Regions from separate parts of the Homo sapiens genome. Here region 2 is linked to region 1. Evidence: chromatin loops called from intact Hi-C (ENCODE). Cell type or tissue: Caco-2. All regions are shown on one strand. Each heading gives the region's core, and the rest is flanking DNA. Links, peaks and the distances in the headings are about the cores only. Region 1 has its middle 130 kb from the start of TRK-CTT9-1. Region 2 has its middle 430 kb from the start of TRK-CTT9-1.

Region 1 (9,122 bases), core at 373-8,372:
TATAATTTATGTATTTACGTCATGGGATACTTGGGGTGTTGCTTTGCCAGCCAGAAACCTCTGCGGTCAGTGGCACCTTTGCCTGAGTTTTGCTTGGCCCCGCGGGGCTTGGTCCACCCACTTGGCCTGGCAGGTCGCACTTGGCTTGCGCTACTGGCCTGAATCCAATGCCCACCAAAGGTGAGCCAGGCACAGAGTGGCGAAGGGTGTATGAGCGAGCGCAGGGTCTGGCCACTGCGCACATCCAGGCATGCCTGCTGCAGTGGGGTGGAAGCTCCAGGTGCAGGCATGGGCACCAGCTCCCTGCAAGGTTGCTGCTGGACCAGCCGTACCTCAAACACCTTTCACAGTTGGCACCAGAGAATGCAGTGGCGCCAAAACCTTGGAATCACCAGTAACCACAGAACCCCAAAGAGGGTTTCACAGCCCTGGTGAGAGGTGACAGCGTGCTGGCAGTCCTCACAGCCCTCGCTCGCTCTTGGCGCCTCTTCTGCTTGGGCTCCCACTTTGGCGGCACTTGAGGAGCCCTTCACCCCACCACTGCACTGTGGGAGCCCCTTTCTGGGCTGGCCAAGGCCAGAGCCGGCTCCCTCAGCTTGCAGGGAGGTGTGGAGGTAGAGACGTGAGCGGGAACCGGGGCCGCGCGCGGCGCTTGCGGGCCAGCTGGAGTTCCGGGTGGGCGTGGGCTTGGAGGGCCCCGCACTCGGAGCAGCCGGCGGGAGTAGCCGGCGGGAGCAGCCGGCGGGAGCAGCCGGCCGGCTCTGCCGGCCCGGGGCAATGAGGGGCTTAGCACCCGGGCCAGCGGCTGCGGAGGGTGTACTGGGTCCCCCAGCAGTGCCAGCCCACCAGCGCTGCGCTCGATTTCTCACCAGGTCTTAGCTGCCTTCCCGGGGGGCAGGGCTCGGGACCTGCAGCCAGCCATGCCTGAGCCTCCCACCCCCTCCATGGGCTCCTGTGTGGCCCAAGCCTCCCCAGTGAGAGCAGCCCCCTGCTCCATGGCGCCCAGTCCCATCGACCACCCAAGGTCTGAGGAGTGCGGGTGCCCAGTGTGGGACTGGCAGGCAGCTCCACCTGCAGCCCCGGTGCGGGATCCACTGGGTGAAGCCAGCTAAGCTCCTGAGTCTGGTGGGGCCTTGGAGAACCTTTATGTCTAGCTCCGGGATTGTAAATACACCAATCGGCACTCTGTATCTAGCTCAAGGTTTGTAAACACACCAATCAGCACCCTGCGTCTAGCTCAGGGTTTGTGAATGCACCAATCCACACTCTGTATCTAGCTACTCTGGTGGGGCCTTGGAGAACCTTTGTGTCCACACTCTGTATCTAGCTAATCTTGTGGGGACGTGGAGAACTTTAGTGTCTAGCTCAGGGGTTGTAAACGCACCAATCAGCACTCTGTCAAAACAGACCGCTGGGCTCTACCAATCAGCAGGATGTGGGGGCCAGATAAAAGAATAAAAGCAGGCTGCCCCAGCCAGCAGTGGCAACCCGCTCGGGTCTCCTTCCACCCTGTGGAAGCTTTGTTCTTTCCCTGTTTGCAACAAATCTTGCTACTGCTCACTCTTTGGGTCCACACTGCTTTTATGAGCAGTAACACTCACCGCGAAGGTCTGCAGCTTCACTCCTGAGCCAGCGAGACCACGAACCCACCAGAAGGAAGAAACTCCGAACACATCCGAGCATCAGAAGGAACAAACTCCAGACACACCACCTTAAGAGCTGTAACACTCACCGCGAGGGTCTGCGGTTTCATTCTTGAGGTCAGTGAGACCAAGAACCCACCAATTCCGGAAGCACTGGCTTGGGGATTTCCCAGGTCTGAGCTCCCTGTAGGGCTGCAGCTCTTCTTTCCTTCTCTCTTCTCTCCTTCTTGTCACCCACAACGTGGCAAGCAAGGGGCATGTTTCAGCCCTGTTTGTGTCTCATTTCTCTTAACCCTGCCAGTAGGCAGTGCCGGAGTTCTTGTCCTGCACCCAGGAAGAATGAAGTACGCAGACAAGTGGAGGGTGAGCAAGGCAATGAGGAGTTTTATTGAGCAGCTCAGAGGAGACCCACAATGCATAGCTCCTCTTTGCTGTCAGGGTGACCCAAAGAATGTTCAACTCTGAGCAAAGAAGAGACCCTGGAGTGGGTGGTTCATCTCCACAGCTTGCCATCCTGTCATGTCCTCAAGTATGGCTCAGTTCAGGGCTTTTATGGACCTCAGAGGGGAGGAAGTGCATGCCGATTGGTCCATGGGTGGCCATGGTGGGCCCTGAAAAAACCCCACAAGTCCCCATTCTAGTCCGCAGGACCCGCAGCCTGCCCTGGGATTCAAGTCCTCCCAGCTTGAAGGTGGAGCTTTATTAGGGACACGTCCCCTTCCACCTAGGAGCCTGTCTGTCTCTTGCCGCTGTTCATGGAGCCCAGGCTGTTTACGTGAAGCGGCACCTGCAGTACAGCACTGAGCTGCCCTTCACCTCCCCTCAGCTTCCCTCACATGCTCATCAGCACCCAAAGTCCGGCGGGGGCGACATAGCGGGGAGCTTGCGTGTCAGCGCTACCCCAAACATGTGTACACCCGGCCAGGCTGTGAAAACACCTGGATTCAGGACCAACCTCCCTTCAAGATTGGTGCCAGGAGCTGGAAGAAGTCAGGCAATGGGAGCAGACATCTCTGAGCCTGAAAGTGGGGCAGGGTACAGAGATGCCCGGGTCCGCAGCCGTGGCTCTATAGCTGTACCCAGGAGGGTGAGGCTACCGCTTGATATCAGCTCCCGCCCGCTCCATGGAGCATGCAGCCCAGCCACACCTACCCCACTGCAGCTGGTGTCTTGGCAGCAGCCACTGCTCATTGCTGCCATCATTTACATTATAGCAAATCACTTAATAAACATTTACTAAGTGGTATCTATATGCTAAACATTATCCTTTGTTGTTGTAGATTTATCAGAACAGATATTATCCTTAAAAACTTAACATGTATAGGCCAAGCGCGGCGGCTCACGCCTGTAATCCCAGCACTTTGGGAGGCTGAGGCAGGCGGATCACAAGGTCATGAGATTGAGACCATCATGTCTAATACGGTGAAACCCCGTCTCTACTAAAAATACAAAAAATTAGTCGGGTGTGGTGGCAGGTGCCTGTAGTCCAGCTACTCAGGAGGCTGAGGCAGGAGAATGGCGTGAACCAGGGAGGTGGAGCTAGCAGTGAGCCGAGATCATGCCACTGCACTCCAGCCTGGGCGACATAGCGAGACTTGGTCTCCAAAAAAAAAAAAAGAGAAAAAAAAGAAGAAAACCTTACATGTATATACACAATTCACATTCACATGCATTGGTACACACATGCACGTGCTCGTGCACACGCACGCACACAATGTAGAGGAGTCAAAAGAGAATGAGAAGAAAATTCCACCGTAAAAAAATGTGAAAATAATCCGAGAATGAAAACTGATAATGTCTATTGAATTTAGCAACATGAAAGTCAATGATAACCTTAGGGATAAAAATGTAGGTTTATTGATGTGTTGTAAGTGTTATGAAAGGAAGATCATGAGTATAGAACTTAAGAGGAAAGAAATGGGCTAGTAACAGGAGAAAAAAGTGTGAGATATAAACAGACACTGTTATTGTGTTTGTATGTTTTCATATGTTTTGCTTTTTATTTTATCAGGAAAGACTAGAGTACACTTCAATATGTGGATGTAGTTAAATTGTAAAAATAAGGCACTGAAAATACATTTGAGATAGGATACGATATGTGCCTGGCTCCATATTCTCTCTCTTTCTCTCTCCTCCTTTTTTTTTCTTTTTTAAAATTTGAGACAGAATGTTACTCTGGAATAAGTGGAGTGCAGGCTGGAGTGCAGTGGTGTGAACACAGTTCACTCCAGCATTGACCTCCCATGTTCAAATGATCCTCCCATCTCGGCCTCCCAAGTAGCTGAAACCATAGCTGTATGCTGCCACTCCTGCCTAATTTATTTTTTACTTTTGTAGAGATGGGGTATTGCTATGTTGCCCAGGCTTGTCTTGAACTTCTGTGCTCCAGTGACCAGCCTCAGCCATAACATCTTTTCCTAATGAAATCCATGGTCTCCCACTTAATTAGTGCATTGAGGAAAAAGCTTACAAAATTATTTGTTTTCGCAGAGAAGTTCCTCCTCCATTCTTCATTCTACTCTCAATTGTCATAATGGAATTTACTGTAAGTAAGAAATACTAGATTATTGTGAACAGAAATAACCCACTTCAAATTTCCTATTTTGTAAAGGCAATAAGATAAAAATATAGAATTCACTAATGCTAACTTAATTATTGATTGATGAATTGCATCCATGTATGTTACGATCTAAATGTTGAGAACTGTGAAAAAGAACGAAGATTTCTAAAGAATAAACTTCTGATGTGAGATAGTGAAGGTATCAGAGGAAAATGAAATATGACATCATGAAGCAAAGACAAATTATTCCTGGAAACTAGCAAAATAAGATATGCCGTAGCCCTGAAAGTAAATAGCTGAATCTCTGATCTTGGAAGTAAAAGAAAGAGGCAATGCTTAAAATTTGATTATTGACTTATACTCAGATTACCTAATTTAATGGGACTGAATCCTTAATTGATTATGCTATTTCAGTACCTACTCTAAATGATAAAACTCTTCACCTTCCCTCACTTTATACTCAGTTTATTATGTTATTAAATTATTCAACATATTTACTAGGTATCTAACTTGTATTACTCTGCAAAGGCCTACAGATAATAAATATGGTTCCCTTTGTGAGGGCATTTAATACTTGGCAAGAAACATGCATATATGCTATAAGCTGCAATAAAACTTGCTACGTGTTATTGCAGATCTTACTTACATAAATGTGCATGGGAACAAAGAGAACCGGCAATTATATACCTAGGGAGTTGGGGGATGATTTATTGAGAAGGTGGCATGTAGAGGTTTCCTGAGAAGTAAGTAAGAAAATCTTCACGTCCATTAAGAATGAGGGAGATTGATTTTTCTAGGGAGAAGAAGTAGTTAATTCAATAGCATGGAACACGAATTGGGCAAGGAGAAGCAAGGATGATAAGTCATCTTCTGTTGTGCATTTTAAGTGCTCACTAGAGGAATTGGCATGTAACATAATAAACTATCACATGGTAAAAACATGCATAATATGCTCAAATCACTCATATATTTATGTTCTCAAGTAGAATATGCGTTTCTAAATTGTGCCCCTTTTTATTGTGGGAATCATCCATTATGTATCAATAGTGTCATTAGTGCTTCCTTCTAAGGATATTTTAACCATCATATTATAGCTAGTCTACTAAAGAGGCCAGAGCATTCTCACGAGTCTTGTAAGTTTTTAAGAGAAATAAATAAATTGAGCCTGAACAATGAATCTAAAAATGAAATATGTTCCTGCTAGAAATGGATAACTTCATATCATCATTCATCTGTTCATTATTTCATATTTATTCCTTTTATTTAGTCATGTCTTCAGTGCATGATTTTTTTTTAAAGTTTTCTATCTGCCAATGTATTATGCTACAGTCTGTGAATAAAACAATTAACGAAACAGACTTAGTCCCTACCTCACAAGGTTTATATTTGAAAGGAGGTAGTGAATATGCATTCAGTCAACCTTGACAAAATTAATTATTCAATTAAAATTGTGTTGAATGCTACAAAGGAGAAGTGCATGTTGTTTTAGGAAAGCATAAGTGGAACTAAACTTGCTAAACAGTCAGGGAATTTTTTTTCCCTCAGGAAGATAAAACAGAGATTGGAATTACTGTGAGAGAATACAGTTCCTTCTGCAGCTGATGTTATTAATATTATTTCAAATTAATTATCGGAGCATTTTATCTTCCATATGCCTGATCGCTATTCACTTTAGCTATGTTTAGTCATCAATTTCCAACACTTTAAAAAGTAACTGTAGTCGTAGTTTGAGATTCACTACCACTCCCTCCTCTTGCCTGACATCTAGTGGAAGAGAGAATCAGTGGGAAAATCACCCAGAGGAATTAAAAATAGAGACCAAGCAGTAAAGAAAAATAGCAAAGGAAATATCCTCTTGAATCACTATATTTTAAGAATGGGTGATAGTATACACATTTCATTGTTATACAACTATTATATGTGCTTGAACTATATATTCAATCCTAATTTTAATATATTTTTCTATAAAATTCCCGAGTAATTGGCTAACAATACTATTCACTGATATTGCATCACTGGCAGAAAAGTAGCTTTCTCCTCATTAAGGCTTTCTTCTTTCACTAATCTTGAAACATAAGATGCATATATGCAGAATATGCACTCAAATTAGCTCATTCCAGCTTTCCCTAGAATGTGAGTACACTCTTTAATGATGTTTAAATTTTCTATAAAGTCCAATTTTCAAACTCATACAAATGAGAGTAAATTAGTACATGGGTTTCCAGGTTATGAAGACAGCACTTTGATTCAAACACTAACCAATACACATGCCTTTTACATCACATTACACAACATATCATTGTAGATAAAGTAAAGTAGTAATTGTGAATAGCCTTAAATAATATACTAAAAATTGCTCAGTTCAGTTAAGATTTAATTCCAGGAAAACAGAAGTAGTAGATGACTTTCATAGTTTAATTACCAATAGCTCTATTTGCTCTGAACAGTCCATTATTTTGTGTGTGTGCATTTGTGTGTGCATGTGTGTGTGTTTGTGTCTGTGTGTGAGCATGATGGTGTATCTTTTATATAGTTTTCAAGTTTCTCTCGTAAAACTAATACTATAAGAGGTTATTTCATTTTTCTACACAATGAGGTAAAAATAAAACTCAAAAAGATTGAGATATGAATATATGATTATCTTCCTTAGGCAGGCTCACAGTGATTAGTAAAATAGCAAATATATTTCCTTTGGGAAGTTTAAAAGTACATCTTTAATCTCCTTTCCACTTTATATTTTATTTTCTCTGACTTCAGTTCTTTAGAAAATTTTCCTCCTTTTGCCTTTTTTGAAGGTATGTTTTATTGTTTTCTACTGTTTGTGTTTATTTTGACATTTTTAATGTTATTGTTTGTTGCTTTTTGAAAAAGAAACTCTAAAAATGTTCTGAATGGCACTGTGTAATGATCACAAGAAAACTGTAGTAAAATTCATATTTCAACAAGGATAATGGGTCAAGTAGGTTATGGTATATTAAGAGATTTTCTATAAATGGTAATTTTGTTTAACTTAAAAAGAAAGCATTTTTACAAACCAATGAAATATCTGAAAAGAAGCATAAAGATAATAAAACTGGTAGTATAAGAAAAAGAAATGAAAAAAGAGAGTTGAGGGTTATTGAAAACAAATTTAATTGCCAATTATAACAGTAGACTATATCTTTAGGCTAAATAAGCAAATCCATTATGGAATATAATATAAAAGCAGATATAATTCTAACATTGTAGATATCTAACATGCAATCAAAATTTGATTACCCCAATAGGGAATAATAATAACTAATTGTCATCAACACAGAGGAAATTAGCAAATTGTGATCAAATGCCTGTGAACCCATATGTTACTTAGGGGAAAAGAAAATGATCGAGCCGTTGGAAAATGAATATACTTTAAAAAATACCCTTTAACTTAAAAAAAATAGGTATTGAAAAATTGAGCTAAAAGCAGAATTCTTTTAGTCTTTTGGAAACCTAGAGGCATATGATAATTTTTAGAAAGTAATTTAAGTTATTGAATACTTTTCAAAAAATAATAGTTTCCAAATTGCACACATGAGCTACTTTGAGGGTCCTGATCCTGTTTATAGCCAAAACATAGAACTATAGTATATCAGAAGTTGAAACAGCTTTTGAACATGTAATGGAGCTTTTCAAGAATGTGCTACATTGATGATTATTCCATGACAAAAAATAATTTATTAATTCAAATACTCATGTATTATACATTTGCCATAGAAAGCCGTGCTTACATGTGAATAATATAATCTTGATCCCATGTGAAGCCATGCAAAAGTTTTCTTGAATATCATTTCAATATAAAAAGTCCTAAGCTCTCTCCTAAAATGAGAAAACAGGTAACCTAGCCTCGACTGGTCTGACATTTAGCAAAGAAAGCACAAAGCACACACATTTTAGGCAATGTTTGTGGAATGCTGGAACAGAAACACATCCAGGTGAAATTGAAGAGAAACGATGGAAAATTCTTGAAGATATAGAGTGGTAAAGGAAATTTGTCGCTATACCCCTCCAAAGGTGTTTCCTCTAACATCTTATACACAGCATCATTTACATATGAATCTCTGGATCAGGCCTCATACAGGCAGAGGAGGAGCATGGCAGTTTCAGAAGAATCGCTCTGGTCAATGTCCCATGTTCGGGTCTAAGCTGCTTAGATGCAATTGCATGCTCTTATGACTTATCATCATGACTCTGAGATCCATCCAGGTCATGCACAAAATCACTAAAAACCTTCAATTTAATATATATAATAGTGTTACCTTTGATTTTTTTTTTTAAACAGTCTCGCTTTGTCGCCCAGTGCGGAGTGCAGTGGCGTGATCTCAGCTCTGCAACATCCACCTCCTGGGTTCATGCAAATCTTCTGCCTCAGCCTCCCTGGTAGCTGGGATTACAGGCGTGTGCTACCACACCCAGCTAATTTTTGTATTTTTTGTAGAGATGGGTTTCACCATGTCGTCCAGGCTGGTCTCGAACCCCTGACCTTAAGTAATCCACCTGGCTCAGCCTCACAAAGTACTGGGATTACAGGCATGAGCCACCGAACCCAGCCCTGAAATGTGTTTGTTACTTCATTCATTCATTATCTATTATCAATTCACCACCGCACATTGAAAATATTTTAAATTATTCATCATTTTTAAAAGGGCAAATAAACAAACCTGTCTTTCATGTTATAAACTCTAAGTGCTTTTTAATTGCCTAACAGGATAATGGCCACTCTCTAGAGTATATTAATAAATCACAATTAGAATTGCATGGTGGATAATATCATAATTGATCATTCCGTTTTGCACAACACCACTTCTTGGAAAAATGGAACTTTTTAGAAACTAACATTAATGCTTAGTTCAAATATCAAAAATAGAATACTAGAAGACTTTTCGTTAGAAAAAGTAACT
Region 2 (9,122 bases), core at 410-8,409, 560 kb before region 1:
TAGGTTTCAGACAAAAGAAAAGTACAGTGTTTTTGAATCTTAAACAAATGACCTGTGTTTAACATCTTGTCTAAGGTTGTCTGCCTCTGGGTATTATGACCCATTGAGAACAAGATTGTCTTTTCTTTTAATGTATACAGATTTTTGAGAAAAGCATTTTTTTTACAGTTTGTCTAAGTTAACCTTCTTTTTAAAGCTGCAGCCCACAAACACTTCAAACCTAATCTTTTTTGACCCTCAATTTTTTTTGACCCTCAATTTTTTCTCAGAAGAGTCAAAGAAGAATCACATCCTCCAATGTGAAAGCCAGCATTTATAACCCATCTTTTATCAGTTGTGAATTATGTGTTAGTCTGTGTATGTTTACCTTTTTTTCAGGTGGTGAAGAGGGAAGGAGGGCTAATGTGAAGATTTAATAAGCTAAGGTGACATAGAAAAAATAATAAAAAATAAGTAAATATTTGAAGAGACTCCAAAAATCCCAAAGTCTTTTTGTTTTATGAGTGAAGAGATGAGAAAAAAATGTTTACGAGCATATGTAACAAAAATTTCTTTGTAATGTAGATTTTAGTTTTTATTATGCATTCATTCTGATTACTTTATAACATTTAAATATAAAACCTTAGAAACTGCAATAATTTTATACATAGGAAATTTAGAATAATATTAATAAAATGGAACAATATATCTATATTGAGCCAGATAATTCTGAAATCAGTATTTATTTGGTTGTATCAGTTTACAATTTTGAGGGGGAGATTACCACTTCAGTTTTCAGATTTTACATATGCATGCTGATTTGGAAAAAAAATCTATAAAGATTTAAAGAAAGAAATTTTGTGGGATAAAAATATGAACGAGCTGAATTACTAATGAAACATTTCTGTTGTGTTCTATTCCTGTCCTTTGGAATGTTTGTGTTAGTATGCCTGTTCTTCTGATGTTCAATCTTGATAATGTCTGAAAAGTACAATATGAAAAATAAATGAAAACGAATGTATCTTTTACTTGTGTGTGTGTGTTCTCTTCTATTATAAAGAGGTGAATCTAAAGCAAGATGAAAAGGTATTATAATGCTGAGTGGCAGAATGTGACACAAGAGTTCCCTCAAGTGTGTAATACAGCCTACAGGGAGACCAAATGCATTAGGATGAATTTATATTGACAAAGGAGTCATTCTTTCTAGTGTTTAGAAGAAGAATTCTGCCATGACCCTCATAACAAATTACTGTTGTCTGACCTCATTGAAACAAGAATGTAGTAAAGTAGGTCCAGTGGAGCTGATGTAGTAGAGGCACTTACACCACAACAACACGTCTGCAGGGTGCAACGATAGCCCCCCTTGTTTCCTATGCCACTAAAACACTCGATAAAGAGTCTTATCACCTTGATCCCAGAGCTCCTTTATTAAGAGACAGAAAAAGGAAATGCTTTGTGACCACAGAGAGTGGCATGTTATTTTCTGAAGAGTTAAGATTACTAAACGAAAGAAAGAATTCCTACAACCTGGAAGAAAGCCTTCTGTTGTGTTGTAGTACATCCAGCCAGCAGCTTGCATTAAAGACGGGATTCTTTTCCCATTATTTCATATTCTGTTACCCTTCCTACCTTGTAGAGCTCAGACACCAGTTGCTAAAAGTCCTCCCCTCTTCAGTCATCTCACGTGCACTGAACATGTACATTTTATTCAAAGCGCATATTATATACTTTTTAAATGAAAAGATAACAAATATAGTATGTTTTATAATGTATTGCTGTTTCTTATGGAGAATATTTGCCTTAAAACAGCAGGTTTTTCTTGCAATGTTCTTACCTTCCATGGATCTATTTCCTATTAGCATTTTTATGGAATTATTAAATAAACATTTTCATGTGATTGATTATCCTGGAGCAGGGATGTTAGAAATGACTTTTCAAACATATCTAGACTTGAAACAATTTAGTTGTAAAGATTCATTTAAAATATAATACTATTTTAAAAATGTTATTCAAACTAAATAAACTTCATCCTGAGACATTGTAATTTTTCCAAAATAAAAGTGTAAGAACTGTTAGTGCTCAGTAAGTACTTCTTGCCACTATTGCTGAGCAGGCAGTTCTATAGTCACTTAGAATAACTAAAGTAATATTTGGTCATTTTTCTAATAGCCAATAAAGTAGTGAATCTTACACACCACCAGACAGCTTAAAAACTAAGCCCATTAATTGTTGCTCTTAATATTCCATTTAATACTTTACTGCTAAATGCAGTCAGGAGAAAAGCAGTGGTTTGTAATTTTTATTTTGACATATACTTTCTGGATTTAATTCTTACCAAATTAATTTTGCAAGAAAGTTGTTTCAGGCATCTTTGTTCAGAATGTCTTAAATTAATAACAATGTTGGGAAAAAATGCAGCATTCGTGACAGCTTTTCAAGACTAAAATTCTGATATCTAAGCGCTCTTTCTCACCATAATAACATCTTTAATGAAAGGATTGAATGTATCACAGTTTGTTTTTACTAGTGATATTTCCTAGGCCAAGAGATTTAAAAGTCATATTTGTATAATTAAATTATTTTCAAAAAAATTTCCATTTATATGTAGATTTGGGAGTTACACACACATATTTATATATTTGGGATGTGTATATATATATATATATATTTATATTTGGAATATGTGTAATACGTGCACACACACACACACACACACACACACACATATATATGTAATGTATAATCTCCTAAAGATCAACCCACCCCATCCACCTATGAATTTTCTGTGCATTGTGGGCTGACAAAACATAATTTGGAATGTGAGAACAAGGCAAAAAAAACATAATTTGCAGATGGGTAGCAACCTCAATCATCCTAGAGAAACATACCTGTTAGGAAAAAATTTGTTCTCCAAAAATTCATATGTAAAAGAGCAAACTCCAAAGGGACCATATTGGGAGATAACTTTTAAAGAGGTAATTAAGATTAAATGAAGTGATAAGGGTGGTGCTTTCGTCCAAAATATGTTTCCTTAGAAGAAAAGGGGGAGACACAAGAAATGTGCATGAAAAGACCACGTGAGGACATAGTGAAAAGGCAGTCACCTGCAAACCAAGGAGACGAGCGTCAGGAGAAACCAACCCTGCAGGCACGTTGATCTTGCACTTCTGGCCTCCACAACTGTGAGAAAATGAATTTCTATTGTTTAAGCCACATAGTCTGTTTTTTGTTACAGCAGCCTTAGCAAATTAATATAATACCAAGCCAAGATGGAAAACTAGATGTCTTTTATCAAGATAGTTTTTGATTTACCAAAATGTATGTATTTCAAAACACATTTTATTCAAACTCTCTCTGATTGTGCTATTTAGAGCTTTTTTTATAGTTCTTGTATATCACTATGCAAGACATATTTACCTTACATAATTTCCAGGGTATTTTAATCATGTCTGTGTTAGGTTAGAAAATAATAAAAAGCATTGACATTTAGTAAAATGTTAGAAAAAATGCTTCTGTCACATTGTGTCTCTTAAAACAGATGCTATTACTTGCTATTTTCTTGACTTAGCCTTTTATTTTAAAAAAAGTATATATATGAATAGCAATGGCCTGTCTATTCACAACCTTCCTACTTGATTTTATTCATTCCCCTTAAACCAAGCAAATCAGGGAAGAGCTGAGTCACAATAATTTAAGCTTCACAAGAAAATTGCACCTTGTTGTTGCTGTAAGTGTTTGGGGTAGGAATAGGCATGTAAGAAGTTCTGACCAATGCTGCACAAAGTAATGTCGGGTGACATTTCTTAAGAAAGGTTTATTAGAATAGCAAAGAAGGAAAAAAGCATGAGGGAAACTCATTCTTTCCCCTGACACTTGCAGTCTTTGGATAAGAACACAAATAATGAAACTGTGACAGCCACTTGTGAACATGAGTAGACAAACCTGAGTATGAATGCCCATGTGCTACTAGGGGACAGATAAAATATGGGAAGAACCTGGCCCTAGATGGCATCAGTGAGTTGCTGAAATGACCAACTAAGGTGCTTCCTGACTTCTGGATTCTACATGACATAAATATTTTATATATATATATATATACACACACACACACACACACACACACACATATGTACATACACACATATATACATGCACACAATCCTGAGTTTTAAGGGATTTTTACTTTTTTCTATCATTTACACCCAACATAGCCTATTATAATAGCTCAATATATTCAAAATGTCCTGTTCAAAAGTACAGGCTGTTTTTTGTATGCATTAACTTAATTAATCAACCCAAATGCCTATGAAGCATAAAATATTCTAATCTCTATTATATAAGTAAGAAATATTAAAGCTAAGATTTAGAAAATTAGGAGATATGACAAAGTAAAAACATAATGTTAACTCAAATGGCTCTGACGATGGAGCACCACATTTAAGTTTGTTTTATTAAATGCATTTTCTATGTTTCCTTCATTAATTGGATATTGCCAGATCAGGGATAGTTTGGTTTCTATATTTATCACCTAATGATTAGAAATAATTACATAATCACTTTTTTTCACCTTGACATTTTATTGGTAATTTATTACATGTAAATTTTGTGGACAATGACTAAAACCTGCCCTCACAACATGCAGTAGTTTGAACTGAAATGAATGGACAAAATATAAAATTATATAAGTTAATGTAGAAATTTTCCAGTTACATGCAAAATATTACATGTGCCCAGAGGGGGAAAATTATCTCCAACTTTGATTGGTAAAGAAGCTAGGTAGTGGTGGAAATATTTGATGTCAGTATTGAAGGAATGTTTAAACTTTCAAAATGTAAATTAGAATGTCACCTTTCAGGCAAGATGGAGTAACAGGGGCCAGATGTACCTTTTCAGCAGAAACAACTAAAAATATATGAGACAATAGTACTCAAAATATTAAATATCAGGCAATAAAGACAGGTATCCCTGAAAGACAGAAAACAGTTGAAGTGAGCTTAAGAAATACCCTCAGCTTACTGACTGGAGAAATTTTCTAGGATGCAGAGCAAGGAATCAAAGCCAGACAAAGCCCAGAAATCTCCCTAAGATGATGAGATGGAGCTTTATAGAAGCCAAGGTAACTAAAGTAAATGGGATAGAATGGAAGAAATAGGTTCACAGATAAAAAAAACTTTACATATCCCCAAATATATTATGACTATTCCTTAAGTATTTAGATGACTGCTAATCAGTACATGTATTTAAGGAAACTCTCTAAGGCAGAGAAAAAAAGCAAACTAAAATAACTGTGGAAAACAGTCTTCCAAACTCACAGATGATGCCAAGAATAGAGCTTGGTCCCAACAGCTAGAATGAAAAACCTCATAATTCAGGTAGCATTAGTTAGAGTACTAAAAAAGGCCTTGCCTCAGTAGTGTGGAAATTTAGTTATTTCTTCCTTTCTTTTTTTTTTTTAAAGGAAGGTCTGGGCCTCATTGAGAAATCTTAAATCAAGATTTAAAAAGATCAAGCTCCCCATTAGCTTTTCTAAGTCCCAGAAAAATATCTCAGGAGTATTTAAAGAAATGCAAAAATATCTGTATAAATTAAAATTGGAATTGCAATGTCTGGTATCCAGTGAAATATTACCAGGGATATAAAGAGGCAGGAAAACAAAATCCATGAAAAGGGTAAAAAAGAATGAATCCAAAACAATGAAAAATAATACATTTGACAAAATTAGTACACAGAAACATTAAAAGAGGTGCCATAACTTTTTAATCAATATCTTCACGAAGCTAAAGATGGAACATGTTAAGTAGATATATGGGTTATATAAAAACCTTCATGTTGTATATTGCGTGTAATTAACATATTAATGTTGAAGAAGAAATACTAGAAAACATGAAGACATACAATTGTTGGAAGACAGTTCTCCATAGTTTATCATATTACTGCGTGTCTTTTGAGCGATGGCCTAATTACCCTTTCTCATGGACTATCTTTTCAAGGATGCTTGTATGTGAACAGATTTTGGTGACAAAGCTAATGTTTTCTACTAAAGTGAATATTAAGAATATTTATTGCCCATTCCAAAAGATTCAAATTCTTTAAGCTTCTGTAATGCAACTCTGCGTGTGTACAGGTGCCATCTTGCCTTCTTCATGTCATGCTGAGTCTGTCCCACAGACTCTGGCTGAGCAATGGATGAAAGAAGTATGCTGACACAGGTATTTTGCCTGATAGCATGCCTGGGGACTGCACAGCTTAGCACTGCTGATGAGAGTGCCACCCGACAAGCCGGCCCCGCTTGCATTTATTTAGTACAGATTTAATGACAAAGACTTGGAGCAAACACCATTTGTGGGTAATAAACATTGTCAACCCCCCAAGTAGAGAGCAATCCTGAATGCAAATGATCAAAGGTTGGTTTCTGGAGACAGGAGTAAGCAAATGTATCTAGATAAGTTCCTCTACATTCTCTTGTTATGTGCCCTTTGCTCTCAGCCTCCGGATAAGAGAATTTGGCTGCCTTCAGCCAAAATTCTCTCCCAGAGCTTTTGTAAAACCTCTCAGCCTTCCAAGAAGGTTTGGGTCTTTCCCTATAATTTTTCTTATAACTTTTCCCACCACCATGACCGATTATCCTACAATGTCACTGTTAGGGAACCAGGCTTGAAGAAACACTAAAAATTAGAACCACTAATATATTATCCATCACTCTATTAGCCTGTTCTCACATTGCTATAAGGAAATAACTGGAACTGGGTAATTTATACAAAAAATGGGGGATTTAACTGGATCATGATTTTTCAGGCTGTACATGAAGCATTCTGCTGGCATCTACTTGGCTTCTGGGGAGGTCTCAGGACACTTACAATCATGCTTGAAGGTGAATGGGGAGTAGGCATGTCACATGGATAGAGCAGGAGAAAGAGAGTGAGTAGGGGGAGGTGCAACATACTCGTGAACAACCAGTCTTACTAGAGCTCTTTCACTATCAAAAGGACAGTACCAACAGTATGGTGCTAAATCATTCATGAGAAATCTTCCCCCATGATCCAATCACCTCCCACTAGGCCCATCTCTAACACTAAGGATTACATTTCAAATGAGATTTGGGCAGGGACACACATCCAAACTATATCAGTTACTATTTTTGTGAGTAATAAGATGTCTTGATCCCTGACCCAGGAGTATGGTTTTCTTCCAGCATCATTAAACTGTGACAAGTTAAATTGTCAGCATGGAAGTGGAATAAAATTTCACACTCTTAACAGTTTCTTACAGTTATATAATAATAGGAGTGTATGATACTGAAATAAACATAAGTTTCTTAAAAGGGAAGATAGGCACTTCAGGGAGTAACTAATGTTATTTGGCATGGTTTGGCTCTGTGTCCTTGTCCAAATCACATGTTGGGTTGTAATCCCCAATGTTGGGAGAGGGATCTGGTGGGAGTTGATTGGATCATGGGAGTCAATTCCCTCTTGCTATTCTCATGATAGTGAGTGAGTTCTCATGAGAACTGGTTGTTTAAAAGTGTGTAGCAGTTCTCCCATCATTCTCTTTCTCTCCTGCTGCCATGTGAAGATGTGCTTACTTCCCCTTCACCTTTCTGAATGATTGTAAGTTTCCTAAGACCTCCCAAGCAATGCTTCTTGTACAGCCTGCAGAACTGCAAATCAATTAAACATTTTTTCTTTATAAACTACCAAGTTTCAGGTAGCTATTTATAACAGTATGAGAACAGACTAATACAGAAAATTTGTACTGGGAGGGAGGTATTGCCATGAAGAAACCTGAAAATGTAGGAGTGACTTTGGAACTGTGTAATGCACAGAGGTTGAAAGAGTTTGGAGGGACTAGAAGAAACAGAAAGTTGAGGGAACATTTAGAACTTCCTAGAGACTTGTCGAATGATTGTGACCAAAATGCTGATAGTGACAGGTACAGTGAAGTCCAGGATGAGGTGCTCAAAGGGAATGAGGAACTTATTGGGAACCGGAGTAAAGGTCACTCTTGCTATGGTGGAGCAACAGGACTGGCAGCATTGTGCTCCTGCATTAAGAATCAGTGAAATTTTTAACTGGAGAGTGATGATTTAGAGTATCTCATCAAAGAAATTGCTAAGCAGCAAAGCATTCAAGATGTGTCTTGGCTGCTTCTAAAACGCTATGCTACTTTGCACAAACAAAGAAATGACCTAAAACTAGAACGTATACTTAAAATGAAAGCAGAGCTTAAAGGTTTGGAAAATTTGCAGCCCAACTATGTGGTAGAAGGGAAAAAAAAGGATTTACTGAGGACAAATTCAAGGCTGTAGAAATTTTCATATGTAAAGAAAAGCCAAATGTTAATACTCAAGACAATGGGGAAAATGCCTGCAGGGTATTTCAGAGACATTTCTGGCAACCCCTCCCATCCTAGGCCTGGAGGCCTAGGGGGATAAAAGCGTCTCCTGGGTCAGGCCCAGGACCCTGCTGTTCTGTGCAGCCTCAGGACATGGTTCCTTGTGTCTCAGCCACTCCAGCTTCAGCTGTGGCTAAAAGGGGCCAAGGTACTGGGTGCCAGTGGCTCACGCCTGTAATCCCAGCACTTTGGGAGGCTGAGGCGGGCAGATCATGAGGTCAAGAGATCAAGACCATCCTGGCCAACATTGTGAAACCCCATCTCTACTAAAAATATAAAAATTAGCTGGCCGTGGTGGCACATGCCTGTAGTCACAGCTCCTCGGGAGGCTGAGGCAGGAGAATCACTTGAACCAAGAGGCAGAGGTTGCAGTGAACCGAGATCACGCCACTGTACTCCAGTCTGGGCGATGGTGCGAGACTCTGTCTCAAACACACACAGACACACACGCACACACACACACACAAAGGGGGCCAAGGTACAGCTCAGGCAGTGGCTTTGGAGGGTGCAAACCCCAAGCTTTGGCAGCTCTCACATGGTGTTGATCTTGTGGGTGTGCAGAAGGCAAGAGTTGAGGTTTGGGAGCCTCTGCCTAGATTTCAGAGGATGTATCAAAACACCTGAATGTCCAGACAGAAGTCTGCTGCAAGGATGAAGCCCTCATGGATAACCTCTACTAGTCCAGTGTGGAGGGGAAATGTGGGGTTGTTATCCCCACACAGGGTCCCCACTGGAGCACTGCCTAGTAAAGC

Evidence for each region. A loop is a pair of places that touch in the nucleus more often than their neighbours do. Peaks named below come from ENCODE experiments on the same cell type or tissue, not always from the same donor. Only the 100,000 strongest peaks of a DNase experiment are listed, where the experiment ranks them.
Region 2: a loop joins it to region 1, with 11 times the contacts of the local background. A loop is called at or near these places in 7 of 110 quality-filtered maps.

Annotation. Positions count from the first base shown.
Region 1 is chr5:26,323,808-26,332,929 of GRCh38, forward strand. No RefSeq gene overlaps it. Among named protein-coding and RNA genes, the nearest start is that of TRK-CTT9-1, 130 kb to the left of the region's middle. In Caco-2, for the core only: no CTCF peak of the experiment used is centred there; no DNase peak of the experiment used is centred there.
Region 2 is chr5:25,762,846-25,771,967 of GRCh38, forward strand. No RefSeq gene overlaps it. Among named protein-coding and RNA genes, the nearest start is that of TRK-CTT9-1, 430 kb to the right of the region's middle. In Caco-2, for the core only: no CTCF peak of the experiment used is centred there; no DNase peak of the experiment used is centred there.